2 separate regions of the Homo sapiens genome follow, and region 2 is linked to region 1. Evidence: read pairs that join two places in POLR2A ChIA-PET (ENCODE). Cell type or tissue: B cell. All regions are shown on one strand. Each heading gives the region's core, and the rest is flanking DNA. Links, peaks and the distances in the headings are about the cores only.

What was found. Peaks named below come from ENCODE experiments on the same cell type or tissue, not always from the same donor. Only the 100,000 strongest peaks of a DNase experiment are listed, where the experiment ranks them.
Region 2: POLR2A ChIA-PET joins it to region 1 with 14 read pairs; 1 of 35 experiments calls an interaction of 5 or more read pairs at or near these places.

Annotation. Positions count from the first base shown.
Region 1 is chr16:89,501,285-89,505,667 of GRCh38, reverse strand. LOC101927863 (a long non-coding RNA gene) reads left to right here. Exons shown (of 5, transcript NR_188547.1): 3 at 515-623; 4 at 1,357-1,461. Among named protein-coding and RNA genes, the nearest start is that of SPG7, 4.9 kb to the left of the region's middle. In B cell, for the core only: no CTCF peak of the experiment used is centred there; no DNase peak of the experiment used is centred there; H3K27ac peaks cover 367 bases.
Region 2 is chr16:89,839,220-89,843,602 of GRCh38, reverse strand. The region is part of intron 1 of SPIRE2 (spire type actin nucleation factor 2); the gene reads right to left. Among named protein-coding and RNA genes, the nearest start is that of SPIRE2, 13 kb to the right of the region's middle. In B cell, for the core only: no CTCF peak of the experiment used is centred there; a DNase peak (open chromatin) is centred at 2,152.

The DNA of each region.
Region 1 (4,383 bases), core at 252-4,251:
GTGCTTCCGTGTCACCCCTCCTCAGCCCTCTGAACTCTGCACGTCAGGACTTGGCACACTTCCTAACTGCTGCTTACTCATTTGTACTTCCGCGTCACCCCTCCTCAGCCCTCTGAACTCTGCGCTTGGACTTGGTGTGACTTCCCTTCCCCGCCTATTCTCTAGAGGCAGTCTCTTGGTGACTCCTGGTTTGGGTCAGGGCACGCCTTAGGTCTCTGGATGGCTACCAACCCCAGGTTCCCTCAGCTCTAGCCCCATAAGAGAGGAGGCCTCAGGAGCGCCTAGGGCAGCCCTTTCAGCCTGGGCTGTGGGAAGGGAAGGTGGACAGAGAGGAGACCCCATGCCTTTGTTCCCTGTTGATGCAGAAGCATTCTAGGCTCTGTCCCTTATTCCTGCTGTGGGCTGAAGCTTCAGGCAAGGTGCTCTACAAACTTCAGTTGCCTCATCTATCAAACAGTAACGTTTAACATTCCAGAGACAGAAGTTGATCTTTGGGACTTTTTTTGATTTTAAGATCTAGGCTGGCTGGGGCGGTGGCTCATGCCTGTAATCCCAGCACTTTGAGAGGCCGAGACCGGTGGATCACGAGATCATCAGGAGATGAGACCATCCTGGCTAACATGGTAAAACCCAGTCTCTACTAAAAATAGAAAAAATTAGCCGGGCACGGTGGCAGGTGCCTGTAATCCCAGCTACTTGGGAGGCTGAGGCAGGAGAATCGATTGAATCTGGGAGGCAGAGACTCCATCTGAAAAAAAAAAAAAAAGATCTAGGCTTCTGGCTGGGTGCTATGTCCCACGCCTGTAATCCCAGCACTTTGGGAGGGCAAGGCAGGTGGATCACTTGAGGTCAGGAGTTCAAGACCAGCCTAGCCAACACGGCGAAACTCTCTTTCTACTAAAAATACAAAAAAATTAGCCAGGCACGGTGGCAACATGCCTGTAGTTCCAGCTACTCGAGAGGCTGAGGCATGAGAATCGCTTGAACCTGGGAGGTGGAGGCTGCAGTGAGTTAAGATCTTGCCACTGCACTCCAGCCTCAGTGATGAGTGAGACCCTGTCTTTTTTTTTATGAGACAAGGTCTCACTCTGTTGCCCAGGCTGAAGTACAGTGGTGCGATCTCAGCTCACTGCAGCCTCTGCCTCCCAGCTTCAAGCGATTCTCCTGCCTTAGCCTCTCGAGTAGCTGGGATGACAGGCATGAGCCATCGCGCCAGGCCAAGACTGTCTCAAAAAAAAAAAAAAAAAAATCTAGGCTTCCTTATTAATATCTGAACAAATAATTACATATTTGCTTCTTTCCAAATTTGGCAGCAACTAAACTTAAAAATTTTTTTAAGTACATTTGCTTTTGCAGTTAGCCTGGCCTCCAGAGCTCTTGGACTGCAGCACCCATAATGATGGCCAAAGCCGCCCCCACGGCGACTCCTCCTGCTGAAGCAAAGTCAGGCAGAACAATAAGGTATGTGTTGAATATGAGGATGTCTTACATAAAACATGTTACCTTGTGGAATGCTTGAAAATAAACGAGTTCATCTCTGTAAATTTTAGTACATTTTCTTCCTGAAGCTCTTTCTTAGGAAACAGTTTCTTCTTATATCACTTGTTAACTGGGCTTTACTCATCCATGTAGAACCAGATTTTATTCTTCTTTAAAAGATGGGGCTGGGCGTGGTGGCTCACGCCTGTAATCCCAGCACTTTCGGAGGCCGAGGTGGTTGGATCTGGATTACCTGAGGTCAGGAGTTGGAGACCGGCCTGGCCAACATGGTGAAACCTCATCTCTACTAAAAATACGAAAATTAGCTGGGTGTGGTGGCAGGCGCCTGTAATCCCAGCTACTCAGGAGGGAGACTGAGGCAGGAGAATCGCTTGAACCCGGGAGGTGGCGGTTGTGGTGAGCCGAGGTCGCGCCACTGCACTCCAGCCTGGGCAACAGAGTGAGACTCCGTCTCAAAAAAAAAAAAAAAAAAAAAAAAAAAAATGCTGGGCACCGTGGCTCACGCCTGTAATCCCAGCACTCTGGGAGGCCGAGGGTGGGTGGATCATCTGAGGTCAGGAGTTGGGAGACTATCCTGGCCAACATGGTGAAACCTCCTCTCTACTAAAAATACGAAAATTAGCTGGGTGTGGTGGCAGGCGCCTGTAACCCCAGCTACTTGGGAGGCTGAGGCAGGAGAATCGCTTGAACCCAGGAGGTGTTGGTTGAAGTGGGCCGAGATCGCATCGCGTCACTGCACTCCAGCCTGCGCGACAGAGTGAGACTCCACCTCAAAAAAAAAAAAAAGGGTGGGCGGATCACCTGAGGTCTGGAGATTGAGACCAGCCTGACCAACATGGAGAAACCCCGTCTCTATAAAAATACAAAATTAGCCAGGCGTGGTGGCACATGCCTGTAATCCCAGCTACTCTGGAGGCCGACCGAGGCAGGAGAATGGCTTGAACCCGGGAGGTGGAGTTTGCTGTGAGCTGAGATCGCGCCATCGTACTCCAGCCTGGGCAACAAGAGCAAAACTCCGTCTCAAAAAAAAAAAAAAGAAAAGAAGATGGAAAGTTCATTCCTTTTTTTTTTTTCTTTTCTTGAGACAGAGTTTTGCTTGTTGCCCAGGCTGGACTGCAATGGCTCGATCTCGGCTCACCACAACCTTCACCTCCCGGGGTTCAAGCGATTCTCCTGCCTCAGCCTCCCAAGTAGCTGGGATTATAGGCATGTGCCACCACGCCCGGCTAATTTTGTATTTTTAGTAGAGACGGGGTTTCTCCATGTTGGTCAGGGTGGTTTCAAACTCCCGACCTGAGGTGATCCACCTGTCTCGGCCTCTCAGGGTGCTGGGATTACAGGCGTGAGCCAACACGCCTGGCGGAAAGTCCGTTTCTACTAGCAAGAAACCTGTACAGGAATTTGAGCATGACTAAATAATCATGTATTCCTCAGCGTTTCTTTAGATTGTTGGGTGTGGGACTTTGGGCAGGTGTTTAAGGACCTGGAAGGGACAGCCTATGTCCTCTCCACGTGACGGGAATCCCCACGGCCCTGGGCAGTGCATTCCGAGTTCGCCAACGTGGCAACTTAAAACAACAAATGCTTATCTCACTCTGTTTCTGAGGGTCAGGAATCTGGGAGTGGCTCGACTGGACCGTTTAGTCTCTTGGACTGGACAAGCTTGCAGTCCGACTAACTGATGGCCAGGGTGTGGCCAGTTGGGAGGGGGCAGGTAGCAGGGGAGTGGGGAGCGGCCAGGGAATGCTGGAGAGTCCGAGGGGGAGTGCTGCTGAGGACTAATAAAGTCTGTGGTAAAAGCATGACTGGCTGCTGAGAGAATGGACTCTAGAGAGGCCAGAGGTGGGAATGTGAGGCCAGGGAGGAGGGAGGCTTTTGCAGCAGTGCCAGAAGGTAAGGATCCTGGCAGGACCGAGGCATGGGGCTGGTTCTCCCAGAGGATCCAGTAAAGCCTGGGGTGTCTTGGTGCCCACTCTGGGCTGCGTTCTCTGATCTGCAGCGCCAGGAAGAGAGAAGCCAGCAGAGGCCAGCATGTGGCTGCTGGTGGCCCAGCTGCTGAGGGCGATGAGGGTGAGTCTCCAGACCGGCCTCTGAAACGCCAGGACAGGGCCGCAGACACCAGGCTCAGTGTGGACATGGAGCAGGAGGAGGGCTTTCTTTTTGTTGTAACTTAAAGGGCTGGTTTGACAAGGAACAGGTGGTCATTTCATTTTTTTTTTTTTTTGAGATGGAGTCTTGCTCTATTGCCCAGGCTGGAGTGCAGTGGCTCAATCTCGGCTCACTGCAAGCTCCGTCTCCCGGGTCACGCCATTCTCATCTCAGCCTCCCGAGTAGCTGGGGCTACAGGCGCCTGCCAGCACGCCCGGCTAATTTTTTTCTATTTTTAGTAGAGATGGGGTTTCACCGTGTTAGCCAGGATGGTCTCGATCTCCTGACCTCCTGATCCACCCGCCTCTGCCTCCCAAAGTCCTGGGATTACAGGCGTGAGCCACCGTACCCAGCTACAGGTAGTCATTTCTACATAAAATCCGAACCCCGGCTGGCCCACTTCAGACCTCCTCACCTCGCGGACCCATGGACAAACAGAACCACATGAGTGGACTTGGGCTGGTGCTGGGATTTTCCTGGGGTGCTTTCAGCAGCCTTCCAGAGACCAGCATGCCTTTCTGGTTTCTGGAACGCTCAGTGAGCTTTGGCTGGGGAGCACAAGGGCTGATCAGGTTAAGTTCAAGATTATCTGGAGATGGACAGGTACTTTTGCTTTATACACACCTTGAAACCTTGAACGAAAGCATGCAGTTTGGGTTTACCATCCCCGTCCCTGCTGTGTATTTTTTTTTTTTTTTTTTGAGACGGAATTTTGCTCTGTCATGCAGGCTGGAG
Region 2 (4,383 bases), core at 211-4,210, 340 kb before region 1:
ATGAGACACACCACCTGCCTGGGACTGAGGTTGTGCACACTGAAATCACAGCAGTCAGATGAGAAACCCCGGGTCAGAGGGAGAGACAGACTTTGCAGAGCAGGTAAGTCGGCATCTGACTGAGACCACCGATTTGGAGATGTCCCCCCAAGACTGTTTATGCCTCTTAGAGAACCACAGTCCGAGTGGAAATGCAGGTGGAAGCTGGAGTCACGTATTTCATTGATGAAACCTGGCCCTGAGGGAGGCCCGGGAGCGAACCTGCCTTTTGCCGGTGCTCACGCTGGAGCTGGTTGCTCCACTTCCCGTTTCACAGATGAGGAAACAGAGACCGGAGGATGAATCTGTTTGCTCCAAGGTATCAGGGCTGATAAGTGCCAGGAGTGGGGCCAGGCCGTGGGGCCCAGGGTCTGTGCTCCCCAACCCTCCTCCCCCGGGGTTCCCAAGATGCTGCGCTGGGTGGGATGCAAAACATCCACCCGATTCTACAGCCTTCCTTGAACTGGGCATGCAGGTGGGACTGTGCTAGAACAAGAGCTCCAGCTGCCTGGAATTCTTTCTGGAATGAGGTAAGATGTATATATGCGTCTATATCTAAGCCATGAAATCATCTGCTCAGTGGACCTGCTAACTCCACAAATATTTTCAAAATGCCATCAAGAACCAGGAAGATTGCCAAAGATAAAGGGAGCCTGCTCCATTAACATAATGGAAAGCAATCCACCCCCGCATCAGTGGAGTTCATAGAACAATGTGTGGCCCACGGTGGGGGTGTGGGTCCCCAGGGCCTGGGCAGTCCTGGCCCGCGCTGGGCGTTCAGCACGTTTGCAGCTGTGATTGGGCCGAGGCCATGGGAAGGTGGAAGACATCAGACCCAAACAAAGGTGCTCCCTGGAACAGACCAGGGCCCTGTGGGGAAGGGCTGACTGGTGGCCGGCTGGCCCTTCAGTGCCTTCACAGACTAAGCCCACATCAGGCGAGGTCCTCAGTGCATGGGAAGCTTCTGGTTGGAATAATTTTAATGTTTGTGCCTCTGGCTCAAATACTCCATAGGTTAACAAAAAAAGTTGTATCAAAATTAAATGTTCACGGCCGGGCACGGTGGCTCACGCCTGTAATCCCAGCACTTCGGGAGGCCGAAGTGGGTGGATCACCTGAGGTCAGGAGTTCAAGACCAGTCTGGCCAACATGGCAAAACCCCGTTTCTACTAAAAATACAAAAATTAGCTGGGCATGGTGGCACATGCCTGTAATCCCAGCTACTTGGGAGGCTGAGAGAGGAGAATCGCTTGAACCCAGGAGGTGGAGGTTGCAGTGAGTCAAGATGGTGCCACTGCACTCCAGCCTGGGCAACAGAGTGAGACTCCGTCACAAAAAAAAAAAAAAAAAAAAAATTACGTGTTCATGAATCTAATTGTATTTAAGCTGCAAAGACTTGGGGTGTCTCTGGGTTCTGAGATGAGAGATTATCTGGGGGAGACTTGGGGGCCGACAGAGGCCTTTGCAGTCAGAGCCCGAGCCCAGGATGTTATAAAACTCAGATGTTATAAAACTAGATGTTAAAAAATTATTTACTGTGGGGTGCGGTGGCTCACGCCTGTAATCCCAGCACTTTGGGAGGCTGAGGTAGGCGGATCACCTGAGGTCAGGAGTTGGAGACCAGCCTGACCAACAGGGAGAAACCCCACCTCTCCTAAAAATACAAAATTAGCCGGGCATGGTGGCGCATGCCTGTAATCCCAGCTACTCGGGAGGAACACGCCTGTAATCCCAGCTACTTGGGAGGCTGAGGCAAGAGAACGGCTTGAACCTGGGAGGTGGAGGTTGCGGTGAGCCGAGATCGTGCCACTGCACTCCAGCCTGGGTAACAAAAGCAAAACTCCATCTCAAAAAAAAAAAAATTATTTACCGTGGCCTCTATCTGCGCAGCCATCCCATAAAGGTTGGTGCCATAATTTCCTCGTTACAGATGAGGAAATCGAGGCTCAGGCAGGTTGAGAAACTTACCCAAGACCATACCCCTAATAAATGGGGCAGCTGGGCCACCGAGCATGGCCAGACCACAGCAAGCAACCCAGCCGAACACCCAGGTATAAGTGCATACAGAGCTACCACAACCACGTCACCAACGTGGCCACAGAGCTACCACAACCACGTCACCAACGTGGCCACATGGGGTTATGCAAACCACCTTTTGCTTATCTAAAAAATTCTCTCCAGGGTAGAGCAGACGGAGGCAGTAAGGACCCCAGATTCTCATCAAGTCTATTAGTGCCATGCTAAGGTGGGAGGCAGAACCAGGACCCCTCGTTTCCATCCACCACTAAGAGTTAAGAGCCTATTTCTCCCTGCAGGGAAGCACAGCCTCAATGAGAGAAGAAAAGCCACCTGAGTTTCTTTTTCCTTTTTTTTTTTTTTTGAAACAAGGTGTTGCTCTGTCACCCAGGCTGGAGTGCAGTGGTGTAATCATGGCTCACTGCAGCCATGACTTCCTGGGCTCAAGCGATCCTCCCGCCTCAGCCTCCCAAAGTGCTGGGAGTACAGGTGTGAGCTACTGCACCTGACTCAGATTTCTTTTGTGTAAAATAACAAATGACTAGAACAAAGATGCTAGGGAGTCTTCTTTGAAACAATCCTGTGTGTGCTTGTAAAAGATGACAGGTTTCAGCTGGGCGCGGTGGCTCACGCCTGTAATCCCAGCACTTTGGGAGGCCGAGGCAGGCGGATCATGAGGTCAGGAGATCGAGACCATCCTGGCTAACACGGTGAAACCCCGTCTCTACTAAAAAATACAAAAAAATAAGCTGGGCGTGGTGGCGGGCACCTGTAGTCCCAGCTACTCGGGAGGCTGAGGCAGGAGAATGGCGTGAACCTGGGAGGCGGAGTTTGCAGTGAGCCGAGATTGCGCCATTGCACTCCAGCCTGGGCGACAGAGTGACTCCATCTCAAAAAAAAAAAAAAAAAAATTTGAAAACTTTTTATTTTTATGCAAACCATCTCCAACTTTTGAGAGAAACATTACGGTAACATTAAAATATAACTTTGAAAGGATTTGGGCCAGACATGGTGGCTCATGCCTGTAATCCAGCACTTTGGGAGGCCGAGGCGGGCGGATCCCAAGGTCAGGAGATCGAAACCATCCTGGCTAACACGGTGAAACCCCGTCTCTACTAAAAATCTAAAAAATTAGCCAGGCCTGGTGGCGGGCGCCTGTAGTCCCAGTTATTCGGGAGGCTGAGACAGGAGAATGATGTGAACCCGGGAGGTGGAGCTTGCAGTGAGCCGAGATCGCGCCACTGCACTCCAGCCTGGACGACAGAGCGAGACTCCGTCTCAAAAAAAAAAAAAAAAAAAAAAGATGACAGGTTTCATTTGGAAGAGGGATGTCTGTGGGACATTTGCTGCCTGCAGCTCCTCCAGCAGCTTCAAGAGGAAGGTCGTCCCACACTGCAGGGAGGTGGGTGGTGGACAGAGGTTACCAGGCAGCCTCAGCCTCCATCTGCTTGGGAGCGTCAGCCTAGCCCGACAAGGGGTTTGGTGGGAGGTCAGATCCTGACCAACCTGTGGCTACTGGCGCTGGGTGTCTTGCCCCTGTGACCTCACTTCCTCACCTGCAGGACAGAGATGACTCCTGCTCAATCTCACGCATGGCGTTACCTCGAATAACAAGTCAGGTGGCAGACACACACAGGCATGATCATCAGTGACAATGGCAGTGAGGCCACCAGGGCCCCCTGGCCAGGCTTGGCCCAAGGCTGCCCTGCCTTTGACTCTCTTAGCCTTGGGGTCAGGACAGGGATGGCTCTGGGGGAGCCCATGCTCTCTGCATGGGAAGGGGTACGACTCCCCTTTTCACCCCACCCCCAGAGGAAGACCTCACACATCTTGATGAGGCCATAGCATTTGGCTACATTGGGCCCAACCCCCGCACGTGGCCGCTGCTTAAACGCTGACTGTGAGTGAAGCCATCTCTGATCTCTCCCGCCTCCAGGGGTTTCCTGCTTCCCAGGTCTCAGGCTGAGTGCTCTCAGAAGCACCAGGGCCAGGGCAGACAGGGGGACGCAGCACACCCATTCCTGGCAGACCCACGAACTAGCAACAGCCCAAAGCAGGCACCCTGCAGCAACTTTCAAATCAGCGCCGCCCCCCACCCACTGCCAACACTCCTGGAAGGCACAGGCACCCGGCCACACACCCATGACATCCCTAACAGTTTTTTTTTTTTTTTTGAGATGGAGTCTCGCTCTGTCGCCCAGGCTGGAGTGCAGTGGCGCGATCTCGGCTCACTGCAATCTCTGCCTCCTGGGTTCATGCCATTCTCCTGCCTCAGCCTCCTAAGTAGATGGGACTACAGGCGCCCGCCACCACGCCCAGCTAATTTTT